Regions from separate parts of the Mus musculus genome. Here region 1 is linked to region 2. A link is a contact called in ENCODE POLR2A ChIA-PET data. All regions are on one chromosome and are shown on one strand. Each heading gives the region's core, a stretch centred on a gene start or an enhancer-like site at or near the end of the contact. The rest is flanking DNA. Distances are from core to core; before and after follow the strand shown.

Region 1 (6,961 bases), core at 1,014-3,513, 380 kb before region 2:
GAGCGACTGAGGCGTGGGAGGGTTTAACTAGGAACCCACAAAGGCCTCTGGATAAGACTCAAGGGCACTAGGCGCCCCCCACCCCCTCAGCCCGTTTCTCTCTTGTTTCCAGAAGCCCTCGCAGCTTAACAGCATTTATTTTATTTCTTGCAATCAACTCCCCCCCTCCCCTAAGGCACACAGACACAATACCTCCTTTCTCTAACCCCCCTCTCTCCGTCTTTGCTCCTGCCGGTCCCCGGGCAGCACCGGTCGCCTCCGGTCGCCCCTGGCTGCCACTGAGACCCCGTCGCCCAGCTCCGAGCGCGCGGACACCGCCGCTCAGTTCCCCTCAGCTCCGGCTATTTTCGTTCTTTTCTCTCCCTCTCCCTCTCTCTTCTCCCTCCTCTCTCCTCCCCCCACCGAGCTCCAGCTTCTAAAAGAGGGCAGCCTAGAAACCAGCCCAGAAAGCTCCAGGAAGGGCAACTTGAAACTGCTCTCAAGAGGCTGAATTTTTTCCCCCCTTCAAATTTATCCTGGAATTAAATTAGACACCCCCAGCTCTCTCTCGAATCTTCCCTCTTTTTTTTTCCTTCTAAAAGTGGAGGAAAGAAAAATAGAACGGATGAGCACTAACTAGCTCATTAAAAAAAAACTCTCAAAAATTGCCTTAAAAATGGATTTTCTTAAAAAAAAAATAGCAGCAGCAGGAAAACGCTGAGTCCGCAGAGCAGGGCGAAAGAGCGGGCTTCTTTTGTTTTAATTAAAACCCTATAGTTGCTCTCGAGGTAGGATCTGCAAGGCTCTCTGTCTTTCCAAGCTTCCTTTCCAGGGTAGGTAATGCCTAGCTGGGCTCGGGCTCCGAGAGGGTGCAGGGGATCTCCCCACCCTTTAGAACGGGTCCCTTCGGCAAGGATCACACTCCCTGGGTCCCCAGTCAGGTAGACTGCCGTCGGCGGCTCCCTGCCACTTAACTTCGAAAGTTTTTTTTTTTTTTTTTTTTTTTTTTTTGCTGAAAGAGCAAAATAAAAGTACAAAGTCTGGGGGATTAGTGCTCCCCTCCCCCTCTGGCCGCCGTGGCCAGCCAAGCACTTTTGGGCTTGGCTTGCTTCCTCTGAGCTCAACAGATTTTTTTTTTTCCCTTTCCCGGTCTCGCCCTCCCTGGAGGGGGCGCGGCGGATGGAAGGCGAGAGAGGCCCCCAGCCAAGAGGTTTTTAATATTACACCTTAATAGGTTTCAGAAGGCCCCGTGGAGAAATGCTAATAGGGCTGAAATGTCAGAACCGAGAGGGATTCAGCTCGCGTTCCGCCGATCTAATCCTTTTTTCTGCTCTGGTTTTTCTTGGCGGGGAAAGGGGGAAGGAGGGGCGCCCACGCCAAAAGGGGCTTTGGGGAGGGGCGCGCGGTGCGCACTCGGCCGCAGAGCCCCACAGCCCGGGTTTCTATAGGAACCTTTTATAAGATGCAACTCACCGCTGCCGACCGCCGCGGCCTGTCCAAAATATTAATCAGTAAAGCCTTCTGACACCGCGTTTCAGGGAGGGGACCCGCAGGCAGGGGCAAAAGGAAAAAAAAAAGGCCTTGTCGCCTGCCTGCCCACCCCACCCGACCGCGACTGCTAGGGGGAAAGGGAATGAATCGCTGCTTTATTTTAAAAGGCGAGAGTGAGCGAGCAAGCGAGAGAGAAGCAGGCCTTGTTATTTTTCGTCTGAACCTCGCTCTTTGGAGTGGCACCCTAGAGAGGGAGCGCCGGGCGCGGGCGCAATGAGCAGCTCGCCGGTTCCCGGCTCTTCCCGGCTAGCTTGTCACCTCCTCCCGAAGAAGGAAGCTGACAGGAGGCCTTGCAATGCCCGGGATTGCGGCGACAACCATCTTCCTCTATTTTGATCACTCAGCCCAGACGCAGGAGGAGGGGCTGGGATGTGGGGGGAGGGAGAAGGAGAAAGAAGGGGGGGGTCTGCTGGAGCTGGTGTGGGGGAGGGCTGCCTAGAAACGGCTCGGAAAAATTCTCACCACCAGTTTTGATCATTCAGCCCCGCCGTGGGGAGCCTGGAAACTGCTGGAGCCCCGAGGTCCGTAATTGGTTTTATAGGAATGGCTGAGGGCCAAGGTGTTTACATGCGCGTGATGGGCGGCGAGCGGGACCAATGCGCTGCGGCCGGGGGCTGGCCCGAAGGGGGGGGCGGGCACCCGGGAACAATGCGTGTTTCTTCGCCTGCGAGGCTCCCCTCCCCCGTCCCCCTTAAGCCCCCCCTTCGCTTTTTTTTTTTTTTTTTTTTTTTTAGATCCAGCGAGAGGAACTTGAAAGGGGGGTTGTGTAATGTACCTTTTCCAATCCCGGGCTGTATATGGAGATTTGGGATTCTTTAAACCGGCGCTACCTGGATTTTATTAAAAAGCGGGGAGCTCGGCGGGAGGAAAGCTGGCTTTTCCGGGGGCTGCGGGAGCGGGGCCGCGGGAGGGCGGAGGAGTTGGCGCGCCGCGCGCCCGGCCCGGGGAGCGGTTTTCTACCAAAAAAAGGAAAGGCGGGCAAAAAGTGTGAGGCGGCTGCGGGTGGCGGAGGGGAGCGGCGGCCGAGGGATGGCGGGCAGTACGGGCGCCTAGCCGCGCCAGGAACCGCGGCGGTTGCCGGAGTCGCCGTCGGAGCCTGGAGCCCGGAGCCCCGCCGCGCCAGGTACGCTCCGGGCCCCGATGCTCCCCGAACTTGTGCAGCGTACCCCTTGGGTCCGCAAAGCAGAAGGTCCCCGAAACAGTCGGGGTCCCCAGAAGGGAAGCGGAGGGCAGGGATCAGGGGGAGAGGACGCATCGCTGCGCCTTGGACTCCCACCCGAGCTCTCAGTCTGCAGCACCGCCGAGGGCGGCGGTTCCCTACTTGGTTCCCGGCAGGCGGCGGGCTAGCCCGGGGACGCCGAGACGGTTTCGATTATAGGCTGTTTTTAATTAAAAGCCGGAATTCAGCCATTTTAGCTGCATTTAAGAGGGGAAAAGTAGAGAAGGACGCAGTGGAACCCCGCAGATAGCCACGCCAGCTTCTCGACCATGGCAAAGGCTGCTCCGTAGGGCTTCACCCCGACTTCCTTAAAGTGGGGCGCCTGGGCTCTGCCTTTTTCAAAACGCTGCCTTTAATGAATATTATCTTTAAGTGTATGCGGGAAGCTCCTGGCGCCTTTGAGACAAGTATCCCGGGCTGTGACGATCCTAGATTTTTTCAAAAGTAAACGCGATTCTGGTAACCAGAGCCTGATAAAGAGCGAGGGCGGGCGAGAGGAAGAGGGGGTGTTGTAACCAAAGCCACGTTAAAATAGGCGTCCTTAGCAAAGTTGGGGGAAGAGGACTTTTGGGTCTGGGCGTAGGGCGGCTGGTCACCCGGGAGCTGTGGCTTAGTCTCCGTCTGCTAGAGCGCCCCGGTTCTCCCGGAACCAGGGGGTCTAGAGTAGCCTGGGGCTGGTAGTCAGGGAGGGAAGGGTGGGCTCTCTGAGACCTCCCTACCCCCTCGGGAACAGGAAAGCGACAGATCTTTTAAACAAACAGCTTAAATAGGACTTACAGGAGGGTTTACCCGATGCTGGGGAGGCGCCCCTCCGCTGGCCCGCGCTGTTAAGTTATTTTTTTTCCTTTGTAGGTTATTTTGGGGGTGTGTGGGTCACAAAGCTAGGGTAGAATTGAGATCTTTGGAGACCCCTTCTTTCTTCTCTGATGATCCCCAAATCCTCCACACCAAGCCACGTTCTCCGGGCATCGGTATTCCCAGGCCCGGGCGTTGGAAAATGAAACCAAATCTTGTTTTGAAGGAGTCTTTTTCCAGTTCACGGGCGAGAATGCCACGTCTCGGGGACTCGGATTCTGCGACTCCCAATGGCCCAACGGGGGCAGCAGGAGGGGGGCGGTGATCTTCCTTTAAAAATAAACCCGTTTCGTATCTGACCTTGGTAAACAACAACAAAAAGCCCCTAAACCGAACACCCCTTTTATTATTATTATTATTATTCGCGGCTCACAAGGAGAAAAAAAAAAGGGAGACGAGGGCCCTAAAAAGGTTAAACATTAAACTTTGCGAATCAGATAGTTGGTATGGCGTTATGGACACATTTCAACCAACTCAAAAGCATTCGAAGTTTTAAACCTCCAGAGCTTGTGACGCCTGAAAAATAAACTACGGGTTTGGATTTAGCTGAACGGGCGCGGTCTGTTGAGTGGCCTTCCCCAGTTAGGGAGAACTTCGTAGGCAAGAGACGGGGCTGGGACACAGCGAGCCGGGCCGCTTCCCTGAGCCACGTCCCTGGGAACCCTGAACTGCTGGAGGAAGGACCCTAGGTTTTCGCATTTCGAGGAGAGGGGGCGGCTACTCCCGATTTTATTTCTGGCCACCAGCTCGGTTCGCTACTCTCCTACCCTGAAGGGCGAGGCGACTTTCTGAAACTTGTTTTCTTTTTTTTCTCTTTCCCCTCCCCTTTTCCCCCTTCCCTCTTCTGTGTCTTCCGCGGTCTTCCCTCACCAAAGATACCGTGTACGCCTCCTTCCTCATCTCCGCTCAGCCGCCCGGAGGGGACTCACCGCGGGCGGTTCATGCGCCCCGGGCCGCGGGCCCGTGGTTGAGCGCAAGCCCCGCTGGCCGCCGCCATGCACGCCGCGGAGCGCCCGCCACCCGAGGACACTAGGACTACATCGAGGCCGAACTTTTAAGTCCCACTGAAGCAGGCCGGCGGGCCGGGTGGGGAGGCTGATCGCGGCACTCCCGCGGAGGATGGATGGCCGAGATTTCGGGCCCCAGCGGTCCGTCCACGGCCCCCCGCCGCCGCTGCTGTCCGGCTTGGCCATGGACAGCCACCGCGTGGGCGCGGCCACCGCCGGACGCTTGCCCTCCTCGGGCTTGCCAGGTCCCCCGCCGCCCGGGAAATACATGGCCGGTCTCAACCTTCACCCGCACCCGGGTAAGTGTTGCGCACTGTGCTAGCACCCACCCTCCAGCTTTGATGGGGATATTAGGGCGGGAGCCCAGGTCAAACCTAGGCGGCTGGAGCTGGGCGTCTCTGTCCGGTTTCACCAGGGTGTGCAGGAGGCTCGCTCAGCTGCTAGCGCAGAGGTCGGTCTCCAGGAAGACAGACCTGTCCCTAGTGTACCAGATAGTCTCAGTCCTCCTGAGGCTCAAGTGTCTGCAGTCACAACCACTCTGGGGGATCCCAGTCCGAGGGCTCTTGAGGAAGAGGAGTTTGCAAAAATAAAATAAAAATAAATAAATAAAAACCTGTAGGCGCGAAAACAGCGTGTCAGCTCCACACCCCAGGAGACAGACAGCCGCTCCCGTATGGGTCTTTTTCTTGGCAAGCACTGGTGGGTCTTGGGTTATGTCCCTGTGTGTAGCCGCGTCCCCGGCGGTTCCACGCCTCCAAGGGTGGGTGTGGGAGAATGAAGGAGAATAGTGACCACAGTTTTAGGAGCCTGAATCTGTGGTGAACCCTTAAGATCTTAGGGACGCTGGTTATCTGGGGAAGATATAGGTCGGTGCAACCCAGCCGGCACTCTAGCAGAGCCCGACTTCAGGGGGTACCCCATGGTGACACGCAGGAGGTGGTGGCTGAGAAGGCCCAATCCCTTACCGTTCCCTGGGCTGCACAGGGAAGGAGCAGAGGGACAGGCGGGACTGAGCCAAGTCTTGGTCACCGTGCGCCGGAAGACAGGGAGTCTGGGACCTGCAGATCTGCCTGGTGGCGGCTTCGTAAGCCGGTCCCTCCTCCCCGGCTGCTCCTCACTTCTACGCTTGGCTTAAGGAGAACACTTCAGCTCTTCCTTTAAAAAACAAAACAAAACAAAACCTGGTCGATTTCCCCAGGAACTCGCTCCCTCGTCCTTTGGAACAAGACTTGGACACCCTGGGGGCTCAGAGCCACCACTTTAGTATCTTCCCCTGCCCGCCAGGATGACCACGGCTCGCCGAATTAGCCTCTGCCTTTGATATTTTTCTCCTGGAACTTTTCTAGAATTGGGAGTCCGGGACTCAGCGGGACAAAGGGCCTTTGTGAAGCGCCGGCGGGGGAGGGGCGAGCAGAGATCCCCGCCGGCGGGGGCGCGGGGACCCGGGTCATCTCCCCTGGTGTGCGTGTGCCCCTTGAGAACTAGAGGCGCGTCCGCTTGGGGCTTAGGGGTGGTGACAAGACCAGATTCATACAGGAATGGTGCCCTGCGACCCAGGTGGGGCATCAGACCATTCCCAAGGCAGGAATTGGGGAGGGCTTTGGGATACAAAGGCCATTTGGGCCAACCCCGTTTGAGAGGGGCCTTTGGAGGTTTATGGGTGTGTGTATTTTTGGACTTTTGGGATCTCTGGGTTAGTTGGTTTAGCTGGAAGTGGCGGCAGGGGTTCCTCCTGTGGCCTGGGAATCTGACCTCAGGGTGTTCCTGGCTGGCTGAATCTCAGCTTGTCGCCTGCTCCAGGTCTGCCTGGGATCTGGCCCAGGCTTGGCTGAGAGCAGCGTTGATAGCCATTCCTTGCTGCTGTCGTTCTAAGTGCACAGCATTTTCCAACCTTGGTGGCGTAGCATAGTCAGACTGCCTTCCATGCTTAACCCCTCATCTAGTGGATGATGTGACAGAGGCATAGACTAGGCAATCCAGCTGGAAGCAGCCTTGGAATCCTGTGTCATGGCCTTCTCTGCTTGGAGCTGTTCGACTTCTGTACAGGGTAGCTCGAGGGCCTGGAGGAAATGGGAGGAAAGTCACAGCAGTCGTCCCCTTGAGGCCTTGCTTGCCCGAGAGGGAAGAGTGGAGGCCCTCGAAGCTCTATGACTTCCCACTCGTCCCATCTGTCCCCCACCTCCAGATGGGGCAGATAGACCGGACCGCAGGTCAAGGCCCAGAGCTGAAGCCGTACTTAATCCCATTAACCACGAAATGGGACTGCACCCCATTCAAACCGGAGGAGCTGGCGGGGATGGAGACTCCAGACACCCCTCCCCCACCTGGCTTTCTTTGCAGGGGGTGCAGG
Region 2 (6,396 bases), core at 2,030-4,529:
CACAGTGCAGACTGGGTAATCCAGCCACCCACCAGATACACTGGGCAGGGAGTCACACACAGGGGAGGAGCTATGCAGCGCTGCACTTGATTGAAGACTTGTAACTTGCTCATTTTCTGCAGTTTTCCACTTGGTATTTTTGGACTGTGCATAACTGAAACCACAAGCAAGTGAAACTAAGGCTGGGAGTGGGTTGGGGTGGGGAGGGGAGGGGCGGGGCTCGGTGGGGTGCTAGACTTCTGATGCAGACTGGGGTGCTCTCCAAACGCAAATCTCCGAGAGCACAGGAGACTGAGCTAGCCCTAGCCCGCAGTAAAGTAGAACTGTACTACAGCTCCATGACTAAGGGGGCCAGTTCTCTGATGCCGACTTCCCTTCATTCACATCACCACTGCTAACCTTTGCTACACGTGTACATGCAGGGGGCGGGCACGGCACTGCACAGCCTGGGTGTGGAAGACGGCAACTTTAGGGACTCAGCTCTCCCCTCCACCATGCGGCTTCGGGACTGAGCTCAGGTCTTCAGGCTCGGGAGGGAGCACCTTCCTTTACTCACTGAGCCATCCCACCAGCCTTTCCATCTTAATTTTGGGACAGGGTCTGTAACAGAAGCGAACCCTGAGTTCCCAGTTTCAGCCAGACAGGCTGGCCTCAGATCTGCAATCTTCCTGCCTCAGCGCCCTGGGTGCAGGGATTCCTGGTAAATGCCTGGTGCTGGGACCCACAGGCTACTTTCATGGCTGCTATGGCAGTCTGCTGAAGTGTAGTCCCACGGAGCCTGCTTTAGCCTCAGTAGCCTCAGCAAATGATTAACCAGCTCCCTGTTTTCCTAAATCACTTGCTCTTCACAGAAAGAAAGGTCAAAACACTGCCGAAGCTGCAGTTTCTTTCAAAGAGCTCATTCATCTGCTGGGCGGAGCCCTGCAGGCAGGGACAGCCCCCCCAAAAAAACCCAACATACACACAACTCAAAACCACAGCGGAACAACCCGCCCTGGGAAATAAGGAGCCACCCAACAAACTGAAGCCAGCCTGGTGGGGGGGGGGTGGGGGGGGGGTGGAGTGAGGCAAAGGTACCGAACCCTGGGATCCGCTCCATGGAGGGAGGAGCCACAGCTGGGAGGTCCCCAAGCCTTCGGTGCCCAGGTCGGCCAATAGGGACCCGCTAGCAAAGCTCACCAAATTAGGCAAGCAGACTGAGCAGGGCGGGGCCCACTGCTGCGGGCTGGGAAGTCAAACCCTTTCCCCAAGCCTGCCCCACCCTGGCTCCCGCTGCCTGGGAGAGGAAGGGCAGGGCGTGTTTGTAAACACGTGGGCTCCACCCCTACACAGAAACTCAAACTGAGAAAGTCTTGGCAGGCGAACCTCCAGCGGCCGGCCGCTGAGCTTTACAAAAGCTCAATGGAATTCCTCAGTGTGGAGATAAACGGATGTCAACAGAGATCTTTTGTTGTGACACTTAAAGGCCCAGGGAGTCCAGAGCAAGTCCCAAGCCACTGTCAACAGCGACTGCGGACAGAGTGACCACGCACCCGTGGGAACTCAGGAGGAGCCAAGGGCCTGCCCCCTCCCAGCAGTACCAGGAATGTGGCAGACACAAAGTCGGGACTCCAAGGGAGCACTGGGGACACCAAAGCACCAACTGCTGGGCGGGGGTTCGGGGAGAGGGGGAGGTCTTTACAGCCACTGTGCCACCTGACCAAAAGCCACTCTACACCCGACCTATGATCACTCAGTGTCTTAGCCAGCTGGCTGCTGTTTTGTTTTTGAGACAGGGTCTCATGTAGCTGGGGTATTACACACGGCTTTTGATCCTCCAGCCTCCACCTGCCCAGAGCTGGGGCTGCCATGGGCCACTGCGTCTGCTGTTATCAGTGCTCAGGATCTTGCAGGCTTTCTTGGCAAGCAGCGCTCCACCAACCAGCCCCACTCCCAGCACGCACCACTTTTTCTTTGTATTGTCAATGAGAAACGTTGAAGCCAGGCATGCTTGTGCCTTTAGCCCCAGCTCTGGGGAGGCAGACGCACACAGGATAATTGAGGCCAGCCTATGTAGTGAATTCCAGAGTTACAAAGTGAGATCCTGTCTCAAAAACAAACAAACAACACAAAAAACTACACTATTCAATCCCACAATCACGTACCCTACCTAGTACTGGATATTGAACCAAGAGCCTTTGTTTGTTTGTTTGTTTGTTTGGAGATGAGGCCTCACTATATAGTCCTGGTGTTTCTATAACAAATAACGTAGCCGGCTGGCCTTGATGTGACCCTCTGGCCTCAGCTCCCAAGTGCTGGGATTTCAGGTGTGTGCCACCATGCCATGCCGGGCTAACCTAGGGCCCCTTTCAGGCCCCTAAAGTGTCTACCCCTGAACTCATCCAGGTCCTCTTCTTATTACAGGATGACAGGGTACCACTTGTTGCCCAGGCTCATTTTGGTCCTACTCAGTAGCCCAGGCTGGCCCTGAACATGCTTTTAGGGCTGCCCCACCTGTTTCTCATGTGAGTGTCGTGTGCTTGCTCAAAGCCACATGATTTCCCATGTAAATAACAGAAAGGCTACAACTTTCTTAACTGTTGGGAAGCCAGGAGCCCCAGCAATAGGTGACAAGAACCACTGGTGGGAGGGGCTTTGTGAGGAACCCTCAGTCTCTCAGTGACTGAATCATTCATTTTATATAAACAAACACCTGCACCTGCAATCCCAGCATCTGGGAGGCTGAGTCAGGAAGATTACTGCAAGTTTCAGGCAAGCCTGGGTAACAAACTGAGTTCTGAACCAGCCTCACTGCAGTGAGACCCCGTCTCAAAAAGCAAATCAGGGGCTCGGGCGGCCCTGAGGGTAAAGGTGCTTGCAGTCGAGCTGGTGGGAAGGAGAGCAAAGACTCCCACAGGCTGTTCTCTGACCTTCACATGCCCCTCCCAACAAATACATACATACATACATACATACATACATACATACATCAATATAGCTTACAAAAGAAACAGTATCAGAACAAGTCGCCCACACAGGGCCTCCCGACTGCTCTGACTGCCCTGACCTCTAAGGGGACCGGCCTGGGGCCCCGTCCAAGTTCAGCACCTGGAAGACATGCTCATGCGTTTGGAATGTGGGTCTTAAGAACAGGGAGGCTCCCAGACTGAAAAGAAGCTGGGAAGAAGCAGTCTCTGATGAAATCAATGGCTGAAGGACACGCGGCGGGTGCTGAGCACAGGCTGGCTGTCAACTCTCACCACCGCCTTCCTTCCGCGGCCTTTGCCATCACTGCAGGCTTCACAGCCTGGAAGATGTGGGCGGCTGCTGTGGGAAGCAGCTATGGTGTGTCCTACCCAGGAGACACAACCCACAGTCCACATGTCCAGAACAACAATGGGCTGGCTCTCCACCTCAGCTCTGGGCTTGCAGATTCCCAGGCTGTACCTGTCGCCAGCGTCAGGAAAGAGGACGGACTCCAAAGGACCCGTGTACAGACATTACATGGTAGGAAACAAAATAAGTTCACCAAGACAAACCAAGGGACCCATACACATATACACACACGTATGTGTGTTCAAGTGCAGTGTGTGCTCACACTTATCCCTGCTGATACTCTTAACCATCTTTGGTTTCCACCAGGAGGAAGGACATCTTCAGATGTCATCCCCTGACCTTGAACCTCCAGAACTGAGAATAAAAATCTCCCTTATGTATAAACTTTAAAAGGATCCAACTCCAGCCAAGTGTGGGGCTGCCCAGCTGGGATCCCAGCTGACCAAGGTAGGAGGCCCAACGGTTCCAGGCCAGCTTGAGCATCCGGAAGCTTCCATAGCAACCAGCTGGGGGCGAGGTTGTGGATATGCCTCAGTGGCAAAGTCCCTAAGCCAGTGTGCTGCTTCAAGTAAGAATGGCTCCTAGAGACAGGTCATGTATTGGAATTAGTGGTCCCCAGGTGGTGGAATGTTCAGGAAGGATTACAAAGTATGCCACTAGGGATGGGCTTCAAGGCTTCAAAGCCCGCATCAGGTCCAGCTGTCCCCCATCTGCCCCTCCTGCCTGCACATCTAGTTGCCGCCCAGTGCCATGCCTGCTTCCAGCCCCTCAACCAGGAGTCATGGACTCACCCTCTGAGACTGTAAGCAAGCCCCTAATTAAATTAAATTTTATAAGTTGCCTTGGTCATGGTGTCTCATTACAGACAGAGAAAAGAGTCTTAGCGTCTTAGTTAAGGTTATACTATTGGTACTACAAAACACCATGACCAAAAAGCAAGTTCAGGCAAAAGGGGGTGTATCTGGTGTACACTTTCATATTGCTGTTCACCACTGAACTCAACGAGGGCAGGATCCTAGAGGCGGGAGCTGATGCAGAAGCCATGGAGGGGCGCTGCTTACTACCTTGTTCCCCAGGGCTTCCTCAACCTGCTTTCCTATAGAACCCAGGACCACCAGCCCAAGGATAGCCCCACCCACAATGTACTCTATCACTAATTGAGAAAATGCCTTACAGCTGAATCTCATGGAGGCATTTCCTCAACAGAGGCTCCTTCCTCTCTGTTGGCTCTAGCGTGTGTCAAGTCGACACAAACCCAGCCAGTACAACTGATTCCTTGACTTAACACACAAACACATCACTACTAAGCCACAACCCTTCCTTTCTTATTCATCCCCAAGATATCACATTAAAAACATAATTAACTTTAAAAGCCCCACTGTCTTTACAAACTCAAAACTTTACACATTCAAATTTCAGTCTCTTTAAAATATCCAGTCTCCCTAAAAATCCAAAATATCTTTTAGAAAGTTCAAAGTCTTTCAGCTGTGGGCTCCTGTAAAAATAAAAATGAAATGAAATACCTTCTTCAAAAGGGAAGAACCAGGGCACAGCCACAACCAGAACAAAGCACAGCCCAACTCCAAGAGCGTAAACAACTGGGTGTTTGCTTTGGGGGTCCACTCACTCACTATCTTCTGGGCTCCTCTCTGACTGCCCGCTCTCTGCAGCACACAGCTTGTCTCCTAGGCTCTGGCTGGCTCCGCTGCGGCTGCCGCCGACCCCACTGCGGCTGCTGACCTTGGGTGTCAGCCCAAGGCACTGGCATCTCCAAAACCACTGGGGTCTCTCGCTGCAGCTAGGCTGCACTTTCACCAACGGCCTCTCATAGGCTCTCTTCCTGGTGCCAAGTCTCAACTTTTTCTTTTTTCTTTTTAAAGATTTATTTATTTATTTTATGTATACGAGTACAGTGTAGCTGTCTTCAGACACACCAGAAGAGGGCATCAGATTCTATTACAGATGGTTGTGAGCCACCATGTGGGTGCTGGGAATTGAACTCAGGGCCTCTGGGAGAGCAGTCGGTGCTCTTAAAACCATTGAGACATCTCTCCAGCCCCCAAGCCTCAGATTCTTTGCATGACCCCTGCAGTCCTGGGCCTTCAACTACCACTGAGGCTGCACCTTCACCAATGGCCTCTCGGGGCCTCTCCCAGTGCCCAGCCTCAGCTGCTCTCCATGACCCCTGCGTGCTTTCAAAACCATACCACCTGGGTGAGTCTTACACTACCAAGCTTGCCTGCCTCTGGAACACAGAAACACTCTATTAACACAGAACCAGCCAGCACACCTATTATGCGTAAAAGCCTGGGTTTGGTTCCTAGCACTGGAAAAATAAGAAAGCTTTTAAATAAAAAGCTAGCGTCAAGCATGGCCCTGGAGAAGGAGGAGGCGTAACTTTGGGGACTGAGTGAGGATACCTGTAGGAGTGACCCGTGGCCAGGGCTCAGGGACAGCACAACTCTGGCTTTGCTGAGAGGAACTCTCAAGGTTTTGTGGGTTCCCACAGTCCTGCCCCGCAAGGAGTGTACCACTCCTGTTACAGTCATAAGAGTTCCGGCCACGTCGGCCACGTGTACAGGGCTGGCCTGTGTCACAAGTCGGGGAGGAAGCCACAGAGCTCAGAGGTACCACGGCTGCGGCCCTGACAGGTGGCACCGTACTTTCAGAAGCATCACGACACGTGAGGGAGCAAGAGGGAATCCTGCTTCATCGAAAAACACCGGCCAGAATCCAAATCCCCTACCCTGTCTATTTTGAGACAGGGTCTCTGGTAGCCTAGCTTGGCCTCGAACTCACTACATAGCAGAAGATGACCATAACCTCTCTTCCCCTGCCTCCAAGATCATAAGCACACTCTGCCATGCCCAGTTTATGATGTCCTGGGAAGTGAACCCAGGGCCCACATAAGCACTCTACCAACTGAGCTTGTCCCAGCCTATGTGCTCTGCAGATAAGGTCTCTCTCACTGAGGGGCCAGGATGTCCCTGAATGCCCATGTAGCCCTGGCTGGCGGTACACTGACGATCCTCCTGCTTCAGGCTTTGGAGCACTGTGTTTACAGGACTGGGCCACACACCT

The links. ChIA-PET counts read pairs that join two places held with the same protein, here RNA polymerase II (POLR2A).
Region 1: POLR2A ChIA-PET joins it to region 2 with 11 read pairs in Patski. The contact joins the promoter of Tnrc18 here to the enhancer-like site in region 2. POLR2A ChIA-PET finds 5 or more read pairs at or near these places in 2 of 5 experiments (Patski and embryonic stem cell).

Annotation. Positions count from the first base shown.
Region 1 is chr5:142,812,964-142,819,924 of GRCm38, reverse strand. Tnrc18 (trinucleotide repeat containing 18) reads left to right here and starts at 2,263. Exons shown (of 28, transcript NM_001122730.3): 1 at 2,263-2,653; 2 at 4,480-4,910. The coding sequence starts at 4,724. Gm31365 (a long non-coding RNA gene) reads right to left here. Exons shown (of 3, transcript XR_377182.4): 2 at 5,577-6,671; 3 at 3,933-5,173.
Region 2 is chr5:142,435,469-142,441,864 of GRCm38, reverse strand. All of the region lies in intron 2 of Foxk1 (forkhead box K1), which reads right to left. Among named protein-coding and RNA genes, the nearest start is that of Ap5z1, 25 kb to the left of the region's middle. Within about 2 kb of position 3,279, at least 1 of the 3 ENCODE cell types and tissues checked has a DNase peak (open chromatin) inside an H3K27ac peak, as active enhancers do.